Linked DNA regions of Homo sapiens: regions 2 and 3 are each linked to region 1. A link is an interaction called in ENCODE POLR2A ChIA-PET data of the cell type or tissue named here. Cell type or tissue: MCF 10A. All regions are shown on one strand.

Region 1 (8,000 bases):
TCAGCCTGAGTCTTTAGTGCTTTCTCTTCCACTTCAAGTTTGGGGAGGCCCCCTGTAAGACACCCACAGTGCAGGGCCAGCCATCCCTCTGGCCGGATACCCAGAACGAGCCCCTGCTGGGCAGCCCCAGCAGACCAGGAGAAAACCCTGTTTACAGGCGTGTTAGCCCAGAGCCCACCAGGCAGAGTGGAGAGGCATTCAAAGGGGTCAGAGGGACACCGTGAAGTTGCACGGAGAGCAGAGGTCAGCGTCAGCATGGGGAGCTGGGTCTCAGGAAAGACGGGGAGGAGTAGTGCCCTGTGATTAACAGCCTTTGTAAAACCTGCCACAAGTCCCTCTCCTAATGGGTGGTCACTCTGCCCTCACACACCTGCAGAACTCCTGCTGGGCACACCCTGCACACATCGTGACGTCCTTGGTACAAGGGGCAGCCTCTCCTGCCTCCGTGCTCAATCTAATTGCCCCCCGCCTTGCCCCATCCCAAGCAAATCTTTGACATCCCTGATTAAATGACCTCAAACTCAGATTCTCAAATTAAAGCAGCAATTCCCAAAAATGTTTTCCTTGGCACACTGGTGTCCCTGAGTTAATGGAGGGCCAGAGGGAATACATTTGGTAACTGTTGGATAAAATAGGATGTAACAACCTTTTTCACTGCAGACCTTCTCAGAGCCTTCAGTATGCTCCTGTGTGGAGTGGCTCTGACAGGAAACTACCATGTACAGCATTTCCCAAACTTATTTGGACACTGACTGTGAAATACAAAGAATATCCATAGACCACAGTTTGGAAAACTCTAAAACAGGTAATACACTTATTCATTCATTCACGTATTCATCCAACAAATATGTGTTTGGCCCTGTGCTGGGCACTGGGGTGGGGCAGTAATTGAAGCAGATGTTGTCCTGCCCTCATGAGCTTACCTTCCACTGGGGGGACAGACCTAATGCCACTTTCTTTCCTTTTTTGTTTTTTTGTTTGTTTTTTCTTTTCTTTTCTTTTCTTTCTTTTTTTTTTTTTTTTTTTTTTGAGACGGAGTCTCGCTCTGTCGCCCAGGCTGGAGTGCAGTGGTGCTATCTCAGCTCACTGCAAGCTCCACCTCCCAGGTTCATGCCATTCTCCTGCCTCAGCCTCCCGAGTAGATGGGACTACAGGCACCTGCCACCACGCCCGGCTAATTTTTTGTTGTTGTATTTTTAGTAGAGATGGGGTTTCACCGTGTTAGCCAGAATGGTCTTGATCTCCTGGCCTCGTGATCCGCCCGTCTCCGCCCCCCAAAGTGCTGGGATTACAGCCTGTTTGTTTTTCTTTTTTTCTTTTTATTATACTTTAAGTCCTAGGGTACATGTGCACAACGTGCAGGTTTGTTACATATGTATACATGTGCCATGTTGGTGTGCTGCACCCATTAACTCGTCATTTACATTAGGTATATCTCCTAATGCTATTCCTCCCCTCTCTCCTCACCCCACAACAGGCCCCATGCAGCTATAAAAAATGATGAGTTCATGTCCTTTGTAGGGACATGGATGAAGCTGGAAACCATCATTCTCAGCAAACTATCGCAAGGACAAAAAACCAAACACTGCATGTTCTCACTCATAGGTAGGAATTGAACAATGAGAACACTTGGACACAGGAAGGGGAACATCACACACCGGGGCCTGTTTGGTTTTTTTTAATGCCACTTTCTTTCATTCATTTACACACTCAATAAATATTGAGTGTTCCGAAGTTCCCAACCCAGTGCCAGACCCTGGAGACAGAATTGAATCGGCTGTGATTGCTGCCCTCAGGAATTTTTAATTAACTAATCTAAGAGACTGTTTCTCTGGAGTAAGGCATAAGTGGCCTGGTTTTTTGCAAAGGAAGCTCCCTTTGCAAACACAAGCCATCCTTCCCCTTTCATTCCTGGGTTAGCCCATCCCTCACACCATAAACCAGGTTGAATTTGGGGTCAAGTTCAACCCTTCATGTGCTGTGAAGGTATTCCACTGGTCTGGGGACAGTGTGGCGGGGGTCTGGCATCCGGCCCTAGGAGCAGCCACAGCAGTGAGGGAGCATTGACCCATGTCATCCCAGGGACCTGATAGCGTTTCCTGCTGCACAGCACCCAAGCCTGGCCTGCAGGCTCTGGGCATCTCTGTAATCCCTTCCAGCAAGATTCAGATGCCTCCAAGCAAGAACCTGCTGCAGGCCGGGCTCCCTGGAAGCAGACTCTGCTTTAGATTAGCATCCGGGACTGTCACTGGGAAGCACTCTGGGACTCCATGTTGGGGTGGGGGATGAAGGTGGGATTGAGTGGAGGGAGAAGTTGGGTTGTGAAGCAGCCTCAGTGGAGGCCTCAGTTGATGCCACAGGCAGCTCTGGAGCTGGCATTGCCCTGAGTTGTCCCAGGTTGGGGCAAGAGACCAAGCCTTTATATCTGCGCATGAGGCTCTTCCACACAGGCACGGGCATCCTCTGAGGAAGAAGATGGCCCTGGGCAATGAAGCTCCCCTCGGCCAAGGCAATTCCTGGAAAGGCTGATGGGCAGCCTCCCAGCAGCTGTGGACTAAGTCCCTCAGTCCTGAAGCAGGACTGGGATGGCTTGTTCCAGCGTCCCCCACAAATGCCGACAGCAAGAGGCAGTCTGGCTAGGGGGAATAGCAACCCTAAAGCTGGTTTTCTCTAAAGCTTTAGAGCCTAGTCCCAACTCCCCACTCCAGCTTACCCCTGGGCAAGCAGCTCTGCCTCTTAGAGGAGCCTCCATTTGCTCAAACCTTGCAGGCTTTAGTGAGGTTAATCATGTCACAGCATTAAGTGAAAGGCTTCCTGGAGGAGGTGACACCTGAGCTGAGTCATGAAAGGAAGTGAAAGGTAGGTGTTGACCCCACAAAGAGGGGAAAGTTGCCCCAGGCAGAGGAGGACACCTGTTGGGACCAGAGGCCTGAGCAGGCTCAAGAGAAGCACCAGCGACTCAGTGTAGCTGCTGTGGAGAGGGAGGGGTGCTTAAGAGATGAGGCAGGATGATGGGCAGGGGCAGATCACAGAGGGCTGGAGGGTCAGGAGAGGGGAGGCTGGCCTCATTCTGCCCTCAGAGGAATCTGCCTTCTATCCTAGTGGCTTCCGGCTTCCATTTGTATGACGCTCACACAAGTTAGGGATGCTCTCAGTGGCTTACTTGTATAAGCTCATTTAACCTTAACAACACTGTTAGGAGGTATGGACTCTTACCAGTTCCATTTTACAGATGAGAACACTGAGGCACGGAGAGGCTCAGTCAGTTGTCCAAGGTCACACAGCTTGTAAGTGGAGCCCAGGCTGTCTGACACCAGAGCACACACTCCTAACCTCTACATTGTTCATCACAGGGGCACCTTTGGGTGGCCCAGGGCTGTGTCCTCTCACCACCCTGATTCTGCTTGACCCAGCCAGGTAGAGCCCTGTGGACGGGGCCCGCCAAACCAAAGCCTTCAAACCCTCCAAACCCTCAAACCCTCAAAGGCAGCTTGTCTTCCAGGGACAATGCCACTGACGCCAAGCCCCAGGGGTTGGGCTATGGGCCAGGGACATGGTTTGGCTCCAGAACATCACAGAGCAATTTGCAACACCTTCCAAATGCAATTGGAGCAGCCAAGAGAGGCAGGTGAGGTGCAGCCCTTACGTGCACCTCAGGTGTATGGCTGGGTGTCGGGTTACCCCAAGGGCAGAGGAAAAGCCTTGGCAGGAGATGAGGGCTGCAGCCAGACCCCTGTCCCCTGCCCACACACCCACATTCCCTCCTGCCTTACGCATTGCTCAGACCCCCACACCCAGTGTAGCCCGGCAGTCCTAGCTACGACCTCCTGCAGCCCCAGCTGCAGCTCCCGCCTCTCACCTCCTTAGCCCCAGTAATTCCACGTGCAGGGGTCTCCTTCCCAACTGGTGTACACTCAGGAGGGGAACACCCATCACCTGCGGCACGCTGGGCTCTGGGGCATAACTCTGGAGGGCTTAAAGACCTCACGTAAGACTACAACGCTTCCCAAGGCTCTGCTGCACGCTAGGTGCCGACTTTGGGGCTTATCTTCCTCATAGCCTCGGCAAACATCAACTGAACACACCTGTGTGCCGTTGGCCTGGGCAGGAGCATTGAGGTGAATCGGGCCCAGGCCTGCTCTCAAGGCACTCACTGGTAAGCACGGGCCTCCTCGCAGCTGGGGGAAATAGTGCCCGGGAGCCATGGGCCTTACCCACAAAGAGACTTAGGGGCCAGTGAGTGATGGAACCAGGCTTGCGTTGGGCCCGCTTTGGGCAAAACACCTCCCATCCCACCTGGAGCTCCTGCCACAATCTACAAGACAGGAGGCAGCCAGACACAGTGGCTCATGCCTATAATCCCAGCACTTTGGGAGGCCGAGGCAGGCGAATCACCTGAGGTCAGGAGTTTCACCCTGGCCAACATGGTGAAACCCCGTCTCTACTAAAAATACAAAAATTAGCTGGGCGTGGTGTCAGGCACCTGTGATCCCAGCTACTCGGGAGGCTGCAGCAGGAGAGTCGCTTGAACCCTGGAGGCGGAGGTTGCAGTGAGCCAAGCTCGTGCCACTGCACTCCAGCCTGGGCGACAGGGTGAGATTCGGTCACCTAAAAAAAAAAAAAAAAGACAGGAGGCTCAGAGAGGACCGCATCTTGCCTGAGCTCACAAGCCAGCCACGGCTGAATTCAAACCGAGCTGTGAATAACTCCGAGTCCACGTGCCCCGGGAACACCAAGCTGAGAGGAGAACAGTGCTGGAACAAGAGACCAGCTCGGGGGTGACACGGAAGGAGCAGGCCTTGGAGAAGAGTGGTGACTCACTGGGACACTTCGTGGTTACAAAACAGGCCAGGCTCCTGCCAGACACTCACACTCGGTTACTTTTCTTTTAATTCCTTCCCTGCCCTTCCACTCCCTGTTCCCTGGGCACAGTAAGTACATTCTGTTCTTCCTGAACTTCTCACTGAACAGGGCAACTCGATTCTTCTCCCATGGACTGAGGGCCCTTGGCCGACTGGAATCACGGGTGCCAGGCCAGGGCATCAGGAAGGACACAAGAGGGACCAGCCTGTTCTGGCCAGCCTGCCAATCTGCCGGCTCCCCAGTGCTTTGGGGTCAAGTTCAACCCTCAACTAAGTCCCAGGCCTTTGAGATGAGCTTACTCTGCAATCTCGTGTCCCCTACCCCTCTCGGGTACCAGCACGGAAGTGCTGACCAACCCTGCATACTCACTGGCCACCCCACACCCCCGGCCTGCCCACGCCACACCTCACCAGTGTTGACCAGAGGAGTTCCTCAAAATAAAATCCAAATTAGCTAATAGTGTTATTGCAATTTCCTAACATGAATTATGGTACTGCGGTTATGTTAAAGGGTGTCCACATTTTTAGGAAACACTCACTGAAATATTCAGAGGTAAAAGGGCTTCCTGTCTGCAACTTACTCTGAAATATTTTAGAAAAAAATGTATTAAGAGAATGAGAGAGAGGGCCGGGTACGGTGGCTCACGCCTGTAATCCCAGCACTTTGGGAGGCCAAGGTGGGCGGATCACAAGGTCAGGAGATCGAGACCATCCTGGAACACAGAGAAACCCCGTCTCTACTAAAAATACAAAAAATTAGCCGGGCGTGGTGGCGGACGCCTATAGTCCCAGCTACTCGGGAGGCTGAGGCAGGAGAATGGCGTGAACCTGGCAGGCGGAGCTTGCAGTGAGCCGAGATAGCGCCACTGCACTCCAGCCTGGGCGACAGAGTGAGACTCTGAATAAAAAAAAAAAGAGAGAGAATGAGAGAGAGATGGGGAGAAAAAGCAACTGTGGTAAAACATGAACATTTTAAGGAGTTCGAATTGTATCAGAAATAATTTGTACTATTTTGGTAACTTTTCTGTAAGTTTGAAATTATTTCTAAAATTTACAGCTGGGTGTGGTGGCTCATGCATGCCCCCGCTTTGGAAAGCTGAGGAGGGAGAGATCCCTTGAGCCCAGGAGCTGGAGGTTACAGTGACCTGTGACCGCACTCCAGCCCGGGTGAGAGAGCGAGACCCCGTCTCTAAAAAATATAAAATTAAAATTAAGTTACAAAAACTTGGGAGGAAAATAAATTTTAAAACCCCACTAACCTCAAGCCTCATCTCCAGGAAGTGCCCCAGACCCCTGAGGCTGGGATGAGGGGTCCTATGGTGTTGTGACAACTATCTTGGTTTTCGCCCACAGTTCCTGGCTCATAACCCCCACAGCCATCGTTACAGGCTTGGGTTATGGTGTTGGGTGTCTAAGGCCTCAGGGGCAGGCCCTTGACCTTCTCCTGCCCTCCCTTCACGCCTGTGTCCCCTGCCTTTCTGACTGTGGGTCTTAAGACCACAGTCTTACCCTGGGGGAAGGAATGCTGATGTCATGAGGCTTCCATAAAAACCCAAGAGGACAGGGTTCAGGGAGCTTCCAGGCAGTTGAACACATGGAGAACGCTGGAGGGTGGTGCCCCAGGGCAGGCATGGAACCCCCACACCCCTCCGCCATACCCTGCCCTATGCGTCTCTTCACCTGTATCCTTTGCAATATCCTTTATAATAAAACAGTAAACGTAAGTGTCTCCCTGAGTTTTGTGAGCCGCTCCAGCAAATTACTCAAACCCAAAGAGGGGGTCATGGGAACCCCAACTTGAAGTCAGTATGTCAGAAGTTCCGGAGGCCTGGACTTGTGACTGGTGGAGGTGGGGGGCAGGGGCAGTCTTGGGGACTGAGCCCTCCACTTGTGGGGTCTCACACTATCTCCAGGTAGGGAGTCAGAATTCGAGGACCCCCAGCTGGAGTCCGCTGCTTGGTGTGTGGAAAACCCCCGCACATCTGATCACAGAAGTATTCTGTGTTGATGATTGTTGAAGAGAGTTTTCTCCACACGGTTCCCTTCCAGACATGCCCCATCCCCTCACCACTGCATGCCCCCATCACACCTTGTCTCCATGTCCTGTTTGCTTGCCACTTTAGGAGTGAGTGCCCTGGAGGATGGGACAGTGTCTCCTTCCGATCTGTGATCTGGGTGATACGACACCTCTAGCTCTGTGCTCAGTTCTCTACAGCAAGACATGGACCCAGGCAGCACTGGGTGCCAGGTGCCACTCTAGGCCTGGAGAATGCAGTGATGGAGATTCACCCAGCCCCCACCTAGTGCAGCTGACCTTCCAGGAGAACCTGGAGCTGGGGACAGGAAGAAGGTCAAAGCTGGGGCTGCAGGCCTCCTTCCCATGGTGTCTCCTACACTGCAGTCCAGCCATTTCCCACTCCTTCCGGGGCTCCACATAGCCGAGGGCTCCACTTGTGGCTTGCTGTCATCCCCCCCAGCCTCTTGCCTCACACGTGCCCTCCGTGACTTCATCTGACACAGAGACCCTGACCCGCCTGAGCCCTGGCCTTCCCTCTCAGCATGTTTCCAGCTGCCAGTGGGCCAGGCGACAGGGAAGGGATGGCTTTGAGGCCTCAAGGCTCTGGCCGGTGGGCCTTGGGGTGGGGCAGGGTGTGGCACTCCAGGGAGGCTGGCCAGGATGAGCATTGCGGCTGTGGGCTCCTGCAGCTCCTGAGCCGCTGTGTGTTGCTGTAGAGTCCTGAACTCAGAGCTAGCAGTGCCGTGGGGACCCTGCTGTGCAGGCTTACAGTTGCCCTCATTGCTCCAGTGGCTCTGTGTGCGTCTCTGCTCCCTGCCTTTGAAGGACCTTGCAACTTGCCTAAGACAGGGTGCAAAGTGTGAAGAAATGGGGGGCCAGACCGAGTTGTCAAAGAACGCTTCAGCAGAGGGAGACTTCAGCTGAGCCTTGAAGGAGGAGGGAGAGGCAGGCAGATGGAGCACATTCCAGGCAGAAGACTTCCCCAATCGATGAAGGATGTCCTGGAGAAATGCTCAGCGTGCCCTGGCCACAGTGAGAAGACGACTGATTCGTGAGCTCCGGTATCAACAGAAGATGCTGTTTCAGACCCAAGAGGCTGAGCAGATGGCAGAATGGCAGCC
Region 2 (8,000 bases), 100 kb before region 1:
GAATAGAGAAGCTTGACAAAATACTATAGTCTGGTGGTGACTCACACATGTAATCCCACCACTTTGGGAGGCTGAGACAGGTGGATCACTTGAGCCTAGGAGTTTGAGACCAGCCTGGACAACACGGCGAAACCACGTCTCTACCAAAAATGCAAAAATCAGCTGGGCATGGTGGTGCGCCTGTAGTCCCAGCTGCTAGGGAGGCTGAGGTGAGAGGATCCATTAAGCCCAGGGAGGTCAAGGCTGTAGTGAGCCACTGCACTCCAGCCTGGTGACAGAGACTCTGTCTCAAAACAAAGCAAAACAAAAGCCAACCAAATAAAAAAAGCAAAAAAACTCCTGTGATATGTAGTAAATAATTTCACCTTGTCCAAAAAGAGGTCTGGCTTTTGCTTTCAGCTTGTGGGAGGGAATCCCTAAGCTCTAAGACTATCAGGCCTGATAGGAGTGTCTTTGTTTGCTGTGGGTCACATTGAATAGCTAACAATGTGATTGCGGGTAGGGACTGGTCAAACCGGAAAGTCCAACAATGTAAGGTGGTGGCTTTGAGTCACTCCCAGAGGGGCTGCAGGCTAGAGATGGAGACCAGCCTGTGCACCATCTGCCATGCTTACTCAATGAGGCCCAAGAAAAACTCTGGACACTGAGGCTCATGTGAGCCTCCCTGGTTGCCAGCACTCCTATGTTCTGCTACACATGGATGCTGGGAACAGGAGGCTGACCCAACAGGGAGGACCACAGCAGCTGTGCATGGGGTAGTCCCCAGACACCCCCTGTGGGCATCCTCCCTTGGCTGATGCTCATCTGCACCCAGAAGTATAAGATGAGTCTTGCTGGGTGTGGCGGCTCACACCTGTAATCCCAGCACTTTGGGAAGCTGAGGTGGGTGGATCGTGAGGTCAGGAGTTCGAGACCAGCCTGGCCAATATGGTGAAACCCTGTCTCTACTAAAAATACAAAAATTAGCTGGGTGTGGTGGCATGCACCTGTAGTCCCAGCTACTTGGGAGGCTGAGGCAGAAGAATCACTTGAACCCAGGAGGCAGAGAGGTTACAGTGAGCCGAGATCGCACCACTGCACTCTAGCCTGGGTGACAGAGCGAGACTCCATCTCAAAAAAAAAAAAAAAAAGGATGAGTCTAACAGCTTCCAGTTAGCTCTGTGAGTCTTTCTAGCAAGTTATCAAAACTGAGAGTGGTTGGGGGAACTAGTCTTTCCAACTTTGCAATTGGTATCAGAAGAGGTGGTCTTGGGAACCCCTAAAACTTGTAATTGGTGTTGGAAGTGAGCACGGTTTTCTGTGTGGGCTGTGTTCCCTCCAACTTCACAGTTGGTTAAACTCTTCACATGTGGCAAACATCTGAATATTTAAATATAAAATTAGGACTTCCACTTCTAGGCTAGATGTTCTGGGGAAAAAATAAACTCCACTACAAATACCTAGACCTGTTGATTGAAACTAAACAAACATCTTTTAAATGACTACCTGATTGTATAAGAAAGTAAGGAAACTCACAAAGGCCAAAACCGAAGAAGAGGCTGAAACCAGAATGAGAAATGACCCCTGATGCTGTGGGCTGCCCTAGAAGCACCTGGAAATATCTGAAACCTATAGTCACTGGTTTTAACAGCCATACAAAAGAGAGAAGGCAGGGCCCTGGGCCCATGCAGGCAAGATGGAGTGTCAGGACTTAGACTCTTGGAAAAGCTAGAATCCTTGAAGAGCTAACTCTTGGTAAAAAGGTGACATAGAAAAAGAAGCTAACAAGAAAGTGTGTCTATCCTGGCTTCAGCTTTGGGTTAAAAAAAGAGAAAGAGAGAAGGAGGAGGAGGAGGAGAAGGGGGAAGAGAAGGAAGAGGAAAAAGAAGAGAGATATTTCACTCTTCCTTCCCCCTGAAAATGTAAAGGCCATCCTCACGTGGATTTCGGGTCTGGATTTACACTCCCTGAAGAATATCCAAGCTGAGAAATATTTTAATATGTTTCCAAGATGGAAACAAGCACTCCAGGCCTCCTGACAGATCTCTCCAGAGGACTAACCCTCAGCCTAGGCCTGTCAGGATTCCCACAGACTGAGATCTGCAAAACATGAGTTCACCATAAAAATTGAGCCTGCACAAGAGAAACAATCCATCATGAGCAAGTGTCAGCAGGAGCAGCAGATGTCAGAATTAGACCACCAAAGATGTCACATTATGGGATTATCAGGAACAGGATTCAAAGTCATGTTTTCAATGTTTATGGGAGTAAAAGGGGAAATTAAACACACATGCAGGGAACATAAAAGTATCCAAGATGACCTAACAGATTTGACACCAAATACATCTCAAAATGAAATATATAATTATTAAACTTTTTTAAAGTAAAAAATGGCATAAACATCAGATTAGGCACATTTGCAAAGGAATTCATAAATTGAAAAAAAAAAGTTGAGAGAATCATCCATAAATGTAGCTCAGAAAGATAAAGAGATGGGAAATGAGTCAGAATTCCTCTCCTGCCCTTCTGGAGAAGAGCCGTGAGCTGGATCATGTCCCGCAGGCAGATATGGATGGAAGAACAGACACTGAGCTGGAGGAGGCAAGAGTGCTCCCTCTGCCCAAATGATGCCTCCCTCTGCCCAGCCCGTATCCTTGAGAGGGAATAGGGGATAATGGGGTTGGGGTGGGGGGCACAAGGCTGTTCTCTGGGATTTCAATATCATGCTTCCCCTTAAAATTCTCAGAATGGGCCAGGCACAGTGGCTCACACCTGTAATCTCAGCACTTTCAGAGGCCAAGTTGGGCGGATCACGAGGTCAGGAGTTTGAGACAAGCCTGACCAACATGGTGAAACCCCGTCTCTACTAAAAATACAAAAATAAGCAGGGGGTGGTGGCGCGTGCCTATAATCTCAGCTACTCAGGAGGCTGAGACAGGAGAATCGCTTGAACCCGGGAGGTAGAGGTTGCAGTGAGCCGAGATCGCACCACTGCACTCCAGCCTGGGCGACAGAGCAAGACTCCGTCTAAAAAAAAAAAAAAAATTCTCAGAACGTCCATCAGCCAGGAATTTTCCTCACCCTAAGCCTTTTGGGAAGAGATTCTGTTTCCAGTTTGTTCCCTGTGGGCAAAGCCTTTCCCCCTCTTGGATTCATCTGTGCAATAGCTGGATCTCTAAGGCCACTGCCAACTCTAATATTCTATTCTGTTATGACATCCTGCGGTGACAGGTACGATATGTGCCCCACTGACTCACCTCTATACTCAGGGCAAGTCAGAGATCCCGGGATGCTTAGGAAGAGCCCTGCCTGTCCAAAACACAGTTTCAGTGCACAGCCTGAAACTCCACAATTACAGAGTCATTTATCTGGAGGTAAACATCATCCTAATTAGATTCCAAATTGTTTTTTTCTCAGAGGGGCTGGGTAAAGGATAAAATTAAAGTCATCATCAGTCACAACACCTCCATGTGAGTTATTTTAACAGTCTTTTCAAAAACAAAGTCACAGCATGCGAGATGGATTTGACAGGAGGAGCAGAGGGGAAATGTGGTAGGTCAGTCACACCCCCAGGGACTGGGCCCTAGTCCCGAGCGTAGGAGAGGCGGAGCTGGAAGGTGAACCTTCCACAGCCTCGACCGTCCGTCCTCCCTCCAGCCTCTCCACAATTCAACACCTGCTGGCCAGCAGGCGGCAGTGCACGGACGAAAATGCGCATCTCTGCTGGATTTCCCAGGAGCTCCTGGAGTTCAAATGGCTTCTTTTTCTGGTAGCCTCAGTGCTCAGTGTGGAGAGGCAGGCTGCAGACAGCAGGGACAGTGGGATGTGGGATGCACTGCCCAAGCCTTTGTAAGTCCGACCCTGGTGGTGGCCCCAGAAGCCAGGCTGCTGGACTGGGAGGGCTGCCTGGAAGATGGGGCACCTTCAAGGCTTGTCCTGCCTGACTAAGGGTGAGGGGACATTTGAGGATGAAATGAGACGTCTGGAAGTGTCCCTAACCTTCCTGGGGCTGCCCCCCGTGAAGGTCAATGCTCGATGCGGGGGCTGGAGGGGGCAGACAGCTTCATGTGTCAGAGACCCTGGAGTGCAGGTGTAGCCCCTGAGCTCTGTCTGGGCACAGTGGCATGCTCATTGAGTGGAGAGGTGGCGTGGGTCCAGCTCAGCCTGGGGAACCAGTCTGAGGCCGGGTGACAGAGCCCTTCACTCTCTAAGCCTTGCTTCTCAGACCTGTTGAATGGCTGTGAGCACTCCCGGGGGGCTGATCCCCAGCCACTGTACTCTGCAGAGGTGAGCTTGAAATTCAGAGGGGCAAGGCTGCATGCATCCCATTCCAGAGTCCTCCCATCCTATTTGAAGTCCTCTCATCCCTTCCTATTTGGGGGGCTTGTTAATGCTTCCAGGGTGCTGCAGGGCAATGGGTAGCCTGGCTCTGTACCAACACACGCAACAGCGCCCTGACTCAATGCCCCTTCCCTTGCCTTCATCTGGCCCAGGTAACCCTCTTGGGCGAGGGAGAAAAGTGAGCTGCTCAAAGAAGATACTTCCATCAGATACAGGCAAGCAGACACTTTCTATTTCTGCAGGAATGGGACTCCATCGATTCAGGAAGCCCACAGAGGCCAAGCCCACGGACTGCACATGCAACCCTCTGACTCCATCGCAGGGGTGAGGGACGTGCTCCCCCACATTGCCTTCCTATGGATTCCCCATGCCCACCCTGCTGCAAGGAATGATGCGGCAACACTGTGATCTACCGCAGTGTCTGCCAAACTCTCAGCTCACGGGGATCTCTGGGCGCTTGTTAACATTCACATTCTCATTCCAGGGGAGAGCTGGGAACCAGTGTCTGGCAAGCACCCTACATGACTCTTACACTTAGGTCAGTTTGGGGCCATGTCCACCTAGAAGATGAAGGAAGAGAGGGAGCCTAGAGCCGTGAGGATTTTATTTCCACATAACCTAACCAGAGGCTGCCAATGGAGACTCAGAGCCAGCCCAGGAAGGAAGGAGGTAGGTCTTGGTGGACAACGAGCCAGTCTCAGTCCCACAGCCCCTGCCTGAACGGGCACGCTCTCTCCCTGCCTCTTCCCACGACCTGAGAGACCAAGCTTGCCAAGCTCCAAGGACTCTGATGGGCCCTATGGTCAGGTTGCTTGCCTGAGGCCTTTTTTCCTAACCCACAGGGTGATTGTGGTAGGAAGAATAATGGCCCCCAAAGCTATCCCTGTCAGAATCCCTAGGTCCTGGCATATGTTACTTTGCAGGGCAAAAGGGACTTTGCAGGTGTGATTAGATTAAGGACCTGGGGATGGGGGGGTTATCCTGGATTGTTCAAGTGGGCCCAATCTAATCACAAGAGTCCTTATAAGAGGGAGGCAGGAGGGTCAGAGAAGGAGTTGAGGACATCACGCTGCTGGATTTGAAGATGGAGGAAGGAGCTGTGAGCCAAGGGATATGGCCTTTCTTGCCCCCTAGAAGCCGGCACAGCCAGAGCCAAGGAAATGCATTGTCCCCCAGAGCCTTCAGGAGGAACCAGCTCTGCCAACACCTTTGTTAGGGAAGCAGAAGCATAGGAGAGCCAGAGTGCCACCATTTTAAAATCAACTCCATCTTGGCTGGGTGCAGTGGCTCACGCCTGTAATCCCAGCACTTTGGGAGGCTGGGGTGGGTGGATCATTTGAGGTCAGGAGTTCAAGACCAGCCTGGTCAACATGGTGAAACTCCCTCCCTACTAAAAGTACAAAAATTAGTCGGGTGGTGGTGGCGTGCGCCTGTAATCCCAGCTACTCTGGAGGCTGAGGCGGGAAAATCGCTTGAGCCTGGGAGATGGAGGTTGCAGTGAGCCGAGATTGCGCCACTGCTCTCCAGTTGGGGCGACAGAGTGAGACCCTGTCTCAAAAATAAATACATATAAATAAAATCAACTCCATGTTAAAACTAGCAAGGCACATTCCTTGCCAGCCACTACCCATGGTCCTAAGATGTTTACATTTAAGGAAGCAGTTTGGTAATGCCTGTAAGGACACACTCCTCCAACAACAGAAAGTCCAGATGTCCCAATACCCTTAACAGTATAGGTTTTCAAAATAATTATAATTATGCTCTCATGTGCTGATGTAGGAACATGTCAAGGATAGCTTCCTTTAAATCAGTAGAGTAATAAACGTCATGCTGTCAGCCCACTGGCAGTTAGGCACAGCTTTGGTTTAGTCTTTACAGAGACAAGATCCCTATATAAGAAAAACTTAAAGCAAAGATGGTGCGTGCCTCTGCTTGCTTCCTGAGGGCACTCTACTTTGTAATGGAGCAGTTTCTAATAAACTTGCTTCTTTCCCTGCACTTTTCCACTCACCTTGAATTCCTTTCCTGCACAAAATCCAGGAACCCTCTCTTGGGGTCTGGATGGAGACCCCTTTTTCCAGTAACACCTTGATTTCATCCCATTCAGACTTCTGACCCAAAGAACTGTACGATAATAAATGTGTGTGGTTTAAAGCTAGTGAGTTGGTGGTGATGTGTCAAATCAACAACCGGAAACTCATATGGTGACTTGGTTGGAAAAAGTTGCTCTCGTTATCGTCCCTGCCGAGTATGTGAACACTGGGAGGCAGCAACAATAGCAGCCGCTTAGAAGCCACAGGTCCCCCTAGCTCACACCCTTCTCCCTGTGTGACTTCAAGCAAGTCCTTCTCCTCTCTGAACCTCCATTTCCCCATCTGTAAAATGGAGATGGTCACTGCATCCACATGACACCCTGTGTCTGGGAATTAAGTGGTTTGCCCAGAGAACTTCTTTCACCTGAAACTCATTTTTCACCCACCTGAGACCCAAAGTGCCCTGAAGAGAGACATAAGGAAGACAGGGCTTCCTAAGACCTCAGACCCAGCACACAGCCTCGGTCCCAACCTTGCCCAGGGGTGCACTAGGGGCATGTTGATGGAGCTGCCCTTGGATTTCCTACTGTGGCAGCCCATCTGCAGGATCATCACATCTGCCACCCACATCCTGGTGGTCCAGCGTTCGCTCTCGGGGAACAGTGGATCACAGCATCAAACCGTGGTTTCATGGAGCCATGGTTTCCAACATTAACCCGGTGCCTCCATTGCACACGATGTTCTGGGAATCATTTACATTTTTTCCTTGTTCCAGAGCTAAGAAACCTCTGAATGGAGAGGAAGGTGACTCTATTCAGAGGCTTTCTGGGCTGGGAGCAGGATGGCATTGTCAGGGAGGTTCAGTCCTTTGGTTATAAGACGGCCTCTGGAGAGGAGGGCATGGGCGGAGGCTGGGAGAGGGGCTGGGGACAGGCTGGCAGACAGGCCCCACTGCATCCTTTCAGAGGGCCTACTACCCTCTCTGGGGAGCCTGCCGTCTAAGACACACCATTTATAATCGGATAGAACAGTAGTGCACCTCTGAAGTCAGGCCGATCAGGGCGCAAACCCTGTTGGTGTCACCTAGCAGCTGGATGGTGTCAGGCGAGTGGCTTAAACTCTCTGAGCCTCCACTTTCTCAGTTGCAATTTTGTATAAATACACACAAGTCCCTCTGTTTCCTGTTCCAAAAAGAACTGGAAATTGAGACCTGCCCTCCATGAAAGGGCTTCTGATCTCAGAGGGAGGTTTGTGCAAGGTAGCAGGGACCGCTCTCTGAGGGATGGCTCCAGCCAGGCGGCTCCCTGTTCCGTCTGCAGGTGAGGCTGGCTGGGGGCAGCATCCCTGCAGCACTGAGGCCAGGACATCTCGCAGCTCCTCCCTGGCTCCTGGTGCCCTCTGCTGGCATCATCAGGAAAGAAGAAGGCAGGTTGGCAGTTCAGGGTCAAAGGAGAGTTCCTGAGGCTTGACATGGCCAGCTCTTTTCCCCTGGGACAGAAGCCTGCGATAGACAATTGGGGTAAGAAATAGGGACTGAGACTCCAACAGCACACACAACATCCTTCCCTGCCAAAGCAGGAATCCTGCCCTCTCCCTACAGCCACCCATTCAGCCTGCCCTGACATCTCTCCAAATCTACAGATTCTT
Region 3 (8,000 bases), 160 kb after region 1:
TACAACGGAGTGCCAGCATGGCCCTGAACCTGGGACGAGAGTCCTCACTTAGCTAGGCTCAGTACCAGAGGGAGGGGAGAAGAAAAGTTCCAGGCTATAAGTCTGGAGACCTGAGTTTTGGCTCTGGTTCTGGCATCAACTAGCCAAGCGAGCTTGGGGTAAATTTCTTCACTTTCTATGCCTCGGTTTTCCTCATCAGTAAAACGAAAGGGAGAATCTGAATCAATTATTTTAAAAGTATTTCAGATTATAAAATCTTATCATCCAACTCTACCTGATGAGTCTTTTCCCCTGAAAAATGTGCATGCACAAAATTCCAGGAAGCTTTGAAGATCTTGAGAAGTAGTGTCTGTATGAAATGACCTCTAACAAGACAGTCATCACATCCTTGCCTGGAAAAGGAGATTCAGGGCAACACAATGGATATCTTCAAATGTGGTCAGGTTCTTAGGTGGGAGATTTATTCTGTTCTACTCTAAGGGGTAGAACTAGGGCCAACAGGGACAAATGATGAGAAGGAGTGGAAAGAGGGGCTGGGAGCCCAGGAGGTGGTGTGTCCTGCTGTCCTGGAGATGCTGCAGAGGCTGGGCTGGCCTCTCAGGAGGTGCTCAGCATCAGATGGGAAGCTGGGCAGCACGTTTAAGGCTTCTCTTTGGCATTCTAATTCCGGTATCCATCTCTAAAAACCCATGGCATTTCCTAGCCTAACGCTGACAATGTACCGGCTACCCCAGCACAAATATAGACGGATTCCAAACAAAGCAGTAGTCAAAAAATACAAGTCGTATTTTTGACTGGTGTTTTAGAGTTTACTCAATTGCATTTAATAGCTTCTTCGGTGTATTTAGAGAAATGCAGTTATATCTGCTTTATGTAGAATTTTAAAAACTTGACAACAATTCTATTCAAAATCAGTCTACTTTCTTCAATGGAAGAGTATAAAAAGGATACTATCTTCAATTTTCAACAATGTCAACCACCTTACCTCACTTGACTTTAATGCTAGCCTCTCAGCGCAGGGTATAAAACACCTGCCCCCCACCTCCCACCCAGCATACAAGTGCTTTAGATATCCAGAGTGTCTATGACTTGTCCACAATCACAGCCCCCGAGCTGGCAAAAGCAGCATGTGAACCCAGGCCTTCAAACCCCAAACTCAAAGGTTTTGACATTAAGTTATGGCTCTTTCTGAAGCTACAAGAACTAAAGGGCAGGTGTCACATCTGGCTCCTTGAGAGTCAGTTCATCAGCGAGGCAGAACTACTCCCCTACCTATGAATAACAGCAGGAGCAGCCGCCACCACAGCTGCCACTCAGAAATAGACACTGTGCCTGGCACTTTACAAGCCTGTGAGGTGGGCTATGTTTCTCCACTCGACACAGAGAATATGAGGGCTCACAAAATGGTAAGTCTCCTGCCATCTTGGCTCAGCAGGGTTCAACCCAGGAGTGTCTTCCAAGCCCATGCCCCCTCCCTTGGCCACATGGCCTTGGCTCCTAGCTAAAGTTCTCTCCCTATGTGCTCCTTTTCAGCCCATCTCAGGTTCTAACTCCCTAAGGAACTCTTCCTTGACTATTCTAGCCCACTCCTAAACTCCTGGTGTATTTCACTTTGAACCACACGACTCTGCTTTAACCTCAACTAAACCGTAAGGACCTTGAAGACTACAGTACACCACTACCCATCAATCATCAAACATTTATTGGAGTTTGTGCTGTTAGTATGACTGCTGGCTCAGTAACTTGGAATCTCTCAATGAAGCTAAACAGGTTTTGGGGTTTTGTCTTTTTATTAAAAAGCAAAAACCTACAAAGGAAATGGGGCTTCTGGTCATATCCCAAGGTTGGGCCTAGGGAAAACTGAAAATTTAGAATTTGAGGATTTTGGTTTGCTACTCAACAGCAACCTGTATTATCTTGAGGCTGGATGAAACACAGATAATCACCTAGTCCACTTGATAGGGTAAGAGATAAGGAAAAACCAAAGTACAGAGGGGTAAAGGCATTTCTCCAGAGTTCATGCAGTATATTATTTCCCAGTGCCCATTGATACAAATGACTGCTGCCCTGAGAGGCACCTAAGGGCCATTCCTGAGCGCAGGGGGTCTGGCTGAGATGAGGTCAGCTAGTGATTCTAACTGGTATTTGATCACATATCTTCTCTGGCACACTGGTGCTTCTCTCTGACTATGGCATTTGTCTAAAGGACTGCATGAGATACCATGCTGGCTGGGCGAATCAGAAACCAGACAAGTTCCCAGGAAGTTCTCTTTCTTTTATAAATAACTTTGGTCTGATTTTGCCATTTTAATTCTTTAAAGTCATAAAATAAAAAGTTAACTAGAAATGATTTAAAAATAAAACCCCTGAAGACATACTACTGGTGGTTTTATATTTATCTAAGAATCAAACTTCCCAAAACAAGCCAAACCACTTGAAGCTGGATTCTGGTGCCTTAAACACCACGACCTTTGTGTGTGTAGCAAGAAATGTTTGGTGATCCAGCACAGTGACATGAATGATGCTAATATTTTCCTCTTTTAACAGACAAGTGTAACTGGATATTCACTAATGTGGCAAAGTTCAGAATAAGCTAAGTCTAATGATCAGAAAACCTCAATTACAGAATATCTTCAAAAAACAGTTGGGCTTCTTTCAAGTTTAAATAAAACATTTACTGTGAACTTCAACATTATGGGTACTATATGCACATCACACTGACTGGCAGCAACAAATATTCTTGCATTAAGTGTGCATACAATGATTTATAATTAGTATATCAACTATTTCCTGAGAAATGGGCACTTTTGAAATGAATAAGGATGTCTGAGAACAGTTTTATGTAGCAACATTTGTATAGCATATGACAATTTTAAAAGCATATTTCTATATCATAATATCTTTCATTCTCACAGCAGAGCTGCTTATTCAGGGTTATACTAAGATGATGAAACTGGGGACAGCTGGACAACAGCAGACGCAGGACTAAAAACCAGGTTTTCTGCCTCAAGATTTTTATCTCACACTGACCCCAGAATCTCTTTGTAGTATCAATTCTCTTATTTAATCCTCTCTTTTTAATCACCAAAGGAGAGGTTCTGTACCAGCTCTAACAAACAGATTACAAATTCTAATATAAGAAGAGTTCAAATTCATGGAGTTCTCTTGGAAACAGAAAATGGGCTCAAAATTTTAAAAGGTCACTCTCAAGGCCTTAGCCCTTTAAGGTATTTGCTAAATGCCAACTCTACTGCAAACCACGGTAACTTCATTAATGAGGCACTGAAACTCAATAGCAAAATTTATTTACTAAAAAGATAAAGAAGTTAGATAATGAAAGAGACTTACTCAAATAGGGACTATGAAAACATTATGTCTAAGCTCAGAAACACCAAATTTTAAAATAAAAACTCTAAATTGGTGTCCAAATCCTTCATCTATCTTGCTTACTATAGAACATGTATGTTAGCTTTGGATGAATGGTGTCTGAGACAGATTTGGTACTTGGCACATTTTCAATGTGTAAGAAACACATTCTGCACATATAGCTTCTTTTGAAAGAAACTGACAAAGCAGACGCTTGCTTATATGAGAAAACAAGCCATCTTATCGTCAGTCCTATCTCATCCATCTTCCCAAACAGCTTTTGTGACAAATTTCAATTTACAGAAATTGTATTTCAAGAAGCTGTCCTTCCTCGCTGCAGTCACATAGTCAGAGCCACAGTGCACATGCTGGTGTGGTAACGTCACGCTGGCAAGAGAAGGGCAGCTGGTGCCAATATCTCTAAAAGCAGCCCCATGTTAACCTGCCGAGTCTTACGCTCTTCATCTCCTGCTGAAGCCCAGTTTTTGTCTGGGAATATAAAACCAACTAGCTTCTTATTGAGAACGAAGCTCCAAGAGAGCTAACTTTGGGATAAACAAACTTTGGAAGTATTAATAAGACAGGAAAATAGACTATGACTTTGTATGACTAATAAAGTAAGTCTAGAAACATTTCAGATCCTTTTCAATAAATGTTTGGAGTCATAAGAATTGAATGCAATGATAAGAAAATGGAAGGACTAGAGAACTATTACGTGCCATATTAATATGCCAACAAGATGCCTACAACACAAACTTTATGTGCATCTCAGCCTTCTGCCCTAAAAAATGGCAAGAAGGAATGGGAAAAGATTGGTTAAAATAAGAGGAAGATAAGAAGAACTTCAAGGGAAAAGAAAAAAAAAAAAAAAAGGAACGAAAAATGAAAACCCAACCTCAAACCTAAATACACAGGTTCTTGAGTTATTATAGTGGCTCCTGGCAAAGTGACAGAGTAAAGTTTTATAAGGAAACTCCAAGGGCAATGAGTCAAGGTGAGTCAAACTATGCAAAGCAGGAAGGCCTGCCAATGCAGGCACCGTTCCCAACACATCTCCTCCACCAGCTCTACCACAAGTCAGTAACAGCAGCATGGGGACCCTTGAACCCGAGTGCTGCTAAGTTTATTTTAAGCAGGATATATATTCTGCTCTTTTCCCTTGGGCAATTTAAAGGGCCTCATACCTGAGAATTTTCTCTCCTAAATTTCTAATTTTGCAGAAAAAAAAAAATCTCCCAAGAAAAAAGCAAATAACAAACCAATTACTTAATGTTGTTAACTTATACTTCTTAGGACTCAACTTTAGACAGATATCTTCCAACTGGAGAGTCGGTAAGTGCGTGCCAAGACACCATGGACGGCTTGGCATTTCATTTAAATGCCCGAGTCTAAGTATGTACTGCCCCATGAAAACAACTGATATCATCTCTATGTAAAGGTGCAGTGGCTCATGCCCGTAGTCCCAGCTACTCAGGGGGCTAAGGCAGGAGGACTGCTTGAACCTGGGAGGTGGAGGTTACAGTGAGCACAGGTTGTGCCACTGCACTCCAGCCTGGGTGACAAAGCAAGACCCTGTCTCAAATACAAAGCACAACAAAAAGAACATCATTTTAATTTCATTTTTTGATCACGTATTCTCATTAAGGAGAAGCAATTATGGTTTAAAAAAGTTAGCACATGCCATTTGCCCCTTAACGGAGACACAAAACCTAGCTAATGTCTCAGTTCTGCCAGTAACTGCTATGCATACAGTTCCTCTAGGACAAGCTTGTCCAACCCGTGGCCCAGGATGGTTTTGAATGCAGCCCAACACTAATTCATAAACTTTCTTAAAACATTATGAAAATTTTTTGTGGTTTTTTTTTAGGCTCATTGGCTATTGTTAGTGCATTTTATGTGTGGCCTAAGACAATTCTTCCAACGCAGCCCAGGGAAGCCAAAAGATGGGACACCCCTGCTCTAGGACCTTCCCTCCTCACCTGGGAATCACTATGTTGATCGTACTAGCTCATCTGGTCTTCACGTTTTTTAAATGAGTTATTATAAATGAAAAGTGCTTTGTTCAAATGTGAGTTATTATCACCATCATGCAACCAAGCCAGATTTTGGAAACCCAGTTATTAGTCTGAAAACACATCCATCCCCTGTGTACTGTGTGCTGTTCTAGGACTAGCAGGTGAAGAGAGGCCCAGTCTGAGGACAAGACCCTCGCCCTTGCTGAGCTACAATTGTGGTGGAGATTTGAAGAGGTCACATCAGTCACTGCTCAAGCAGTCACACAAACGCCAAACAGAACTATGATCTAGGGTCTGACTCTCTATGTAGACGGAAGAATTGTGTTAACTATAATTCCCTTCATCCACGAGTGTGCTCACACGACAGTCACACATGAGCCAAGAGCTCAAACTAAGCAAGTTGTTATGTCTCACTCTGGGGTCAAACCCATTACCTGGCATGCTAAGTTTTCTGAAGTTCCAATATATGAGTTTGTTTCCCACAGTTCCTTTTACTGAAGGGTGTCACTGAATCATTTGTATCTGGACAGCTCCTGCCACCTCCCCATTCTCTGTAGGCTTCTAGCCACTTGAAAGCCTGGTGAGGCATAGGGGCTGGACAATCCAATAAGCAACAGGCTGAGTTTTTGCTGAGTGTGCACCCTCTGTGGCATGTGTGCAGGACACAGAGACATGTCCTGCCACTCTCTACCAGGTAGCTGAGGTCCCAATGCCAGGAACTGCAGAGATAGCTTGCTAGCATTTTAAATACTCAAAAGTGAGTGGAAGAGGCACAGCAGGGCTGCCACCACTCAGCCTCATCTTGCAGAGAGAAGCACACTGAACGGCTGGGAGGGAGGAAGGTCAGTACAGCAGCCTGCTACCCACTGTTGGCAGGCGCTGGGCTGGAATCATCCCTGGTCATCTCATTTAATTCTCATGAGAAACTTTGTGAAAATATCCATTCCTATTTTACACACAAGGAAACGGAGGCTCAGAAGGTGAAATGACTGGTCCACTTATCTGGAGCAAGAAGGCATTGGTTCTGGGACTTGCATGTCTGTGATTCCAAAGCTGGTCTCCACCTCCCACACCAGACTACCAGAGGCTAAATGCCAGAAAGCAGCAGCAGACCCTTCCCTTCCACAAAGGCAGCTGGAAGCACGGACATGGAACACATCCCAGGGGCAGGGCAGGCCTGCTGGAAACAGTGAGCAGGAGCTAGGAACTGAACAAATGGCATTGGCCCTGGAACTATGCCACTGCTCAGCAAGGACGACAGCAATGGGGACTCCACTCTGTATTACGACATGGCTGAGTTCCAAGGAAGGGGCTCTTAAGCTGTGCACTGATTCTGATTCCTCTATCTCCATGTCCAAACTGCTCCTCATGACCCGTCTGTTCAGCACCCCTGGCCACATGACTGACTCACCTCCTTATGGGAGTCTTTGTGGGCTTCCAGAGTCTTCATAATCGTCAGCTCGGCGTAGTTTTTAAATCTTGCTGGTTGATTTCTCAGAATTTCCCTCAAAACTCTTAACGCCAGTGCTCGAATTGAATGCTAGAATACAAAGGGAAAGGAAGACATCACCAAACACCACACAGCACTTTCACACACAGCAGTCAGCAGGGTCGGCAAGGCCAAGCACCCAGTTCTGGGTTCCCTGGAACCTCGCAGAACCCTCTAAACAGATCACACAGTTCACTTGAAATCAGCTTTACTTGACACTGGCTCTCTAGACATCAGCTCCATGAAGGCAGGCACTGTGCCTTAGGGTGACATTCCCAGGACCCAGCGCCTGACAGGCACTGAGAAAAGCTACTTGAACGAGCCATGCACTTGAGACCAAATGAGGATGATATACCTAAGTTCATTATCAGTTTTCTGGGGATTTCCAGATTTCCTGAGGCTTCAGGCTACAAATTATGCTTCTGTAAAATGTATGAAAGAATGTGTATAAAGCACCTGGATGTTTCATCAACACAGCCTGTAAGAGTGAACTCCACCTAAGGACAGTGGAAGGCCTGTCATTATTCCTGACCTTCCATGTGATGAGATCACTGGGTGTGTACAGGCCTCGAGTTGGTTAAGGCCAGAGTCACGCATCTGGAGGAAAGCCATTCCAAACAGACTCCTGATCTCAATAAAAGAGAACGTAGTTTACACCAAACAGAGCCAGAAAGTACATCCTGATTCTTTGCCACTCATCTGTACAGTTCACACACTAATACACCATTTACCTGTCTTCTACATGACATCACTTTATCTCCCAACAGAGCCAACAAGGCATAACTGCCTTACGAGCCAATACTTTGTTTTTTTTAAAAGTATTTTTAAAAAGTTTTTTTTAAAAAAGTAAAACAGATTACTTATTACCATTCTTCTATTTTTACTTATCCCTAAACCAAACCATTAATCCAAAGCATCAGAAAGCTATCTGAGTCACCACGGCATGGCATGCAGCAGCCTCCCTGTCACTCAGTTGCCATGCAAGTCCCCTCTAGCTGGCCCTGGGCATGGCCTGCCACCTCCTGGCAATCCTCCCATCCCCTTCCTCCAGCCCCTCCCCACAGCACTCTCTTCTCATTTCTCTTCTCCATGTGGATGGAGAAACTTTTTCTTGTAGAGGTTTAATTCTG

What was found. ChIA-PET counts read pairs that join two places held together with the same protein. Peaks named below come from ENCODE experiments on the same cell type or tissue, not always from the same donor. Only the 100,000 strongest peaks of a DNase experiment are listed, where the experiment ranks them.
Region 2: POLR2A ChIA-PET joins it to region 1 with 24 read pairs; 4 of 35 experiments call an interaction of 5 or more read pairs at or near these places.
Region 3: POLR2A ChIA-PET joins it to region 1 with 14 read pairs; 2 of 35 experiments call an interaction of 5 or more read pairs at or near these places.

What each region holds. Positions count from the first base shown.
Region 1 is chr2:121,192,709-121,200,708 of GRCh38, forward strand. No RefSeq gene overlaps it. Among named protein-coding and RNA genes, the nearest start is that of TFCP2L1, 88 kb to the right of the region's middle. RefSeq lists enhancers at 4,269-5,167, 7,013-7,514, 7,515-8,000. In MCF 10A, no CTCF peak of the experiment used is centred here; DNase peaks (open chromatin) are centred at 3,563, 4,023 and 4,883.
Region 2 is chr2:121,091,793-121,099,792 of GRCh38, forward strand. No RefSeq gene overlaps it. Among named protein-coding and RNA genes, the nearest start is that of TFCP2L1, 190 kb to the right of the region's middle. In MCF 10A, CTCF peaks have their summits at 3,678 (motif pointing right) and 7,735 (motif pointing left); DNase peaks (open chromatin) are centred at 3,669 and 7,749.
Region 3 is chr2:121,356,380-121,364,379 of GRCh38, forward strand. CLASP1 (cytoplasmic linker associated protein 1) reads right to left here. Exons shown (of 41, transcript NM_001395891.1): 38 at 6,793-6,921. Among named protein-coding and RNA genes, the nearest start is that of TFCP2L1, 75 kb to the left of the region's middle. In MCF 10A, no CTCF peak of the experiment used is centred here; DNase peaks (open chromatin) are centred at 4,352 and 7,452.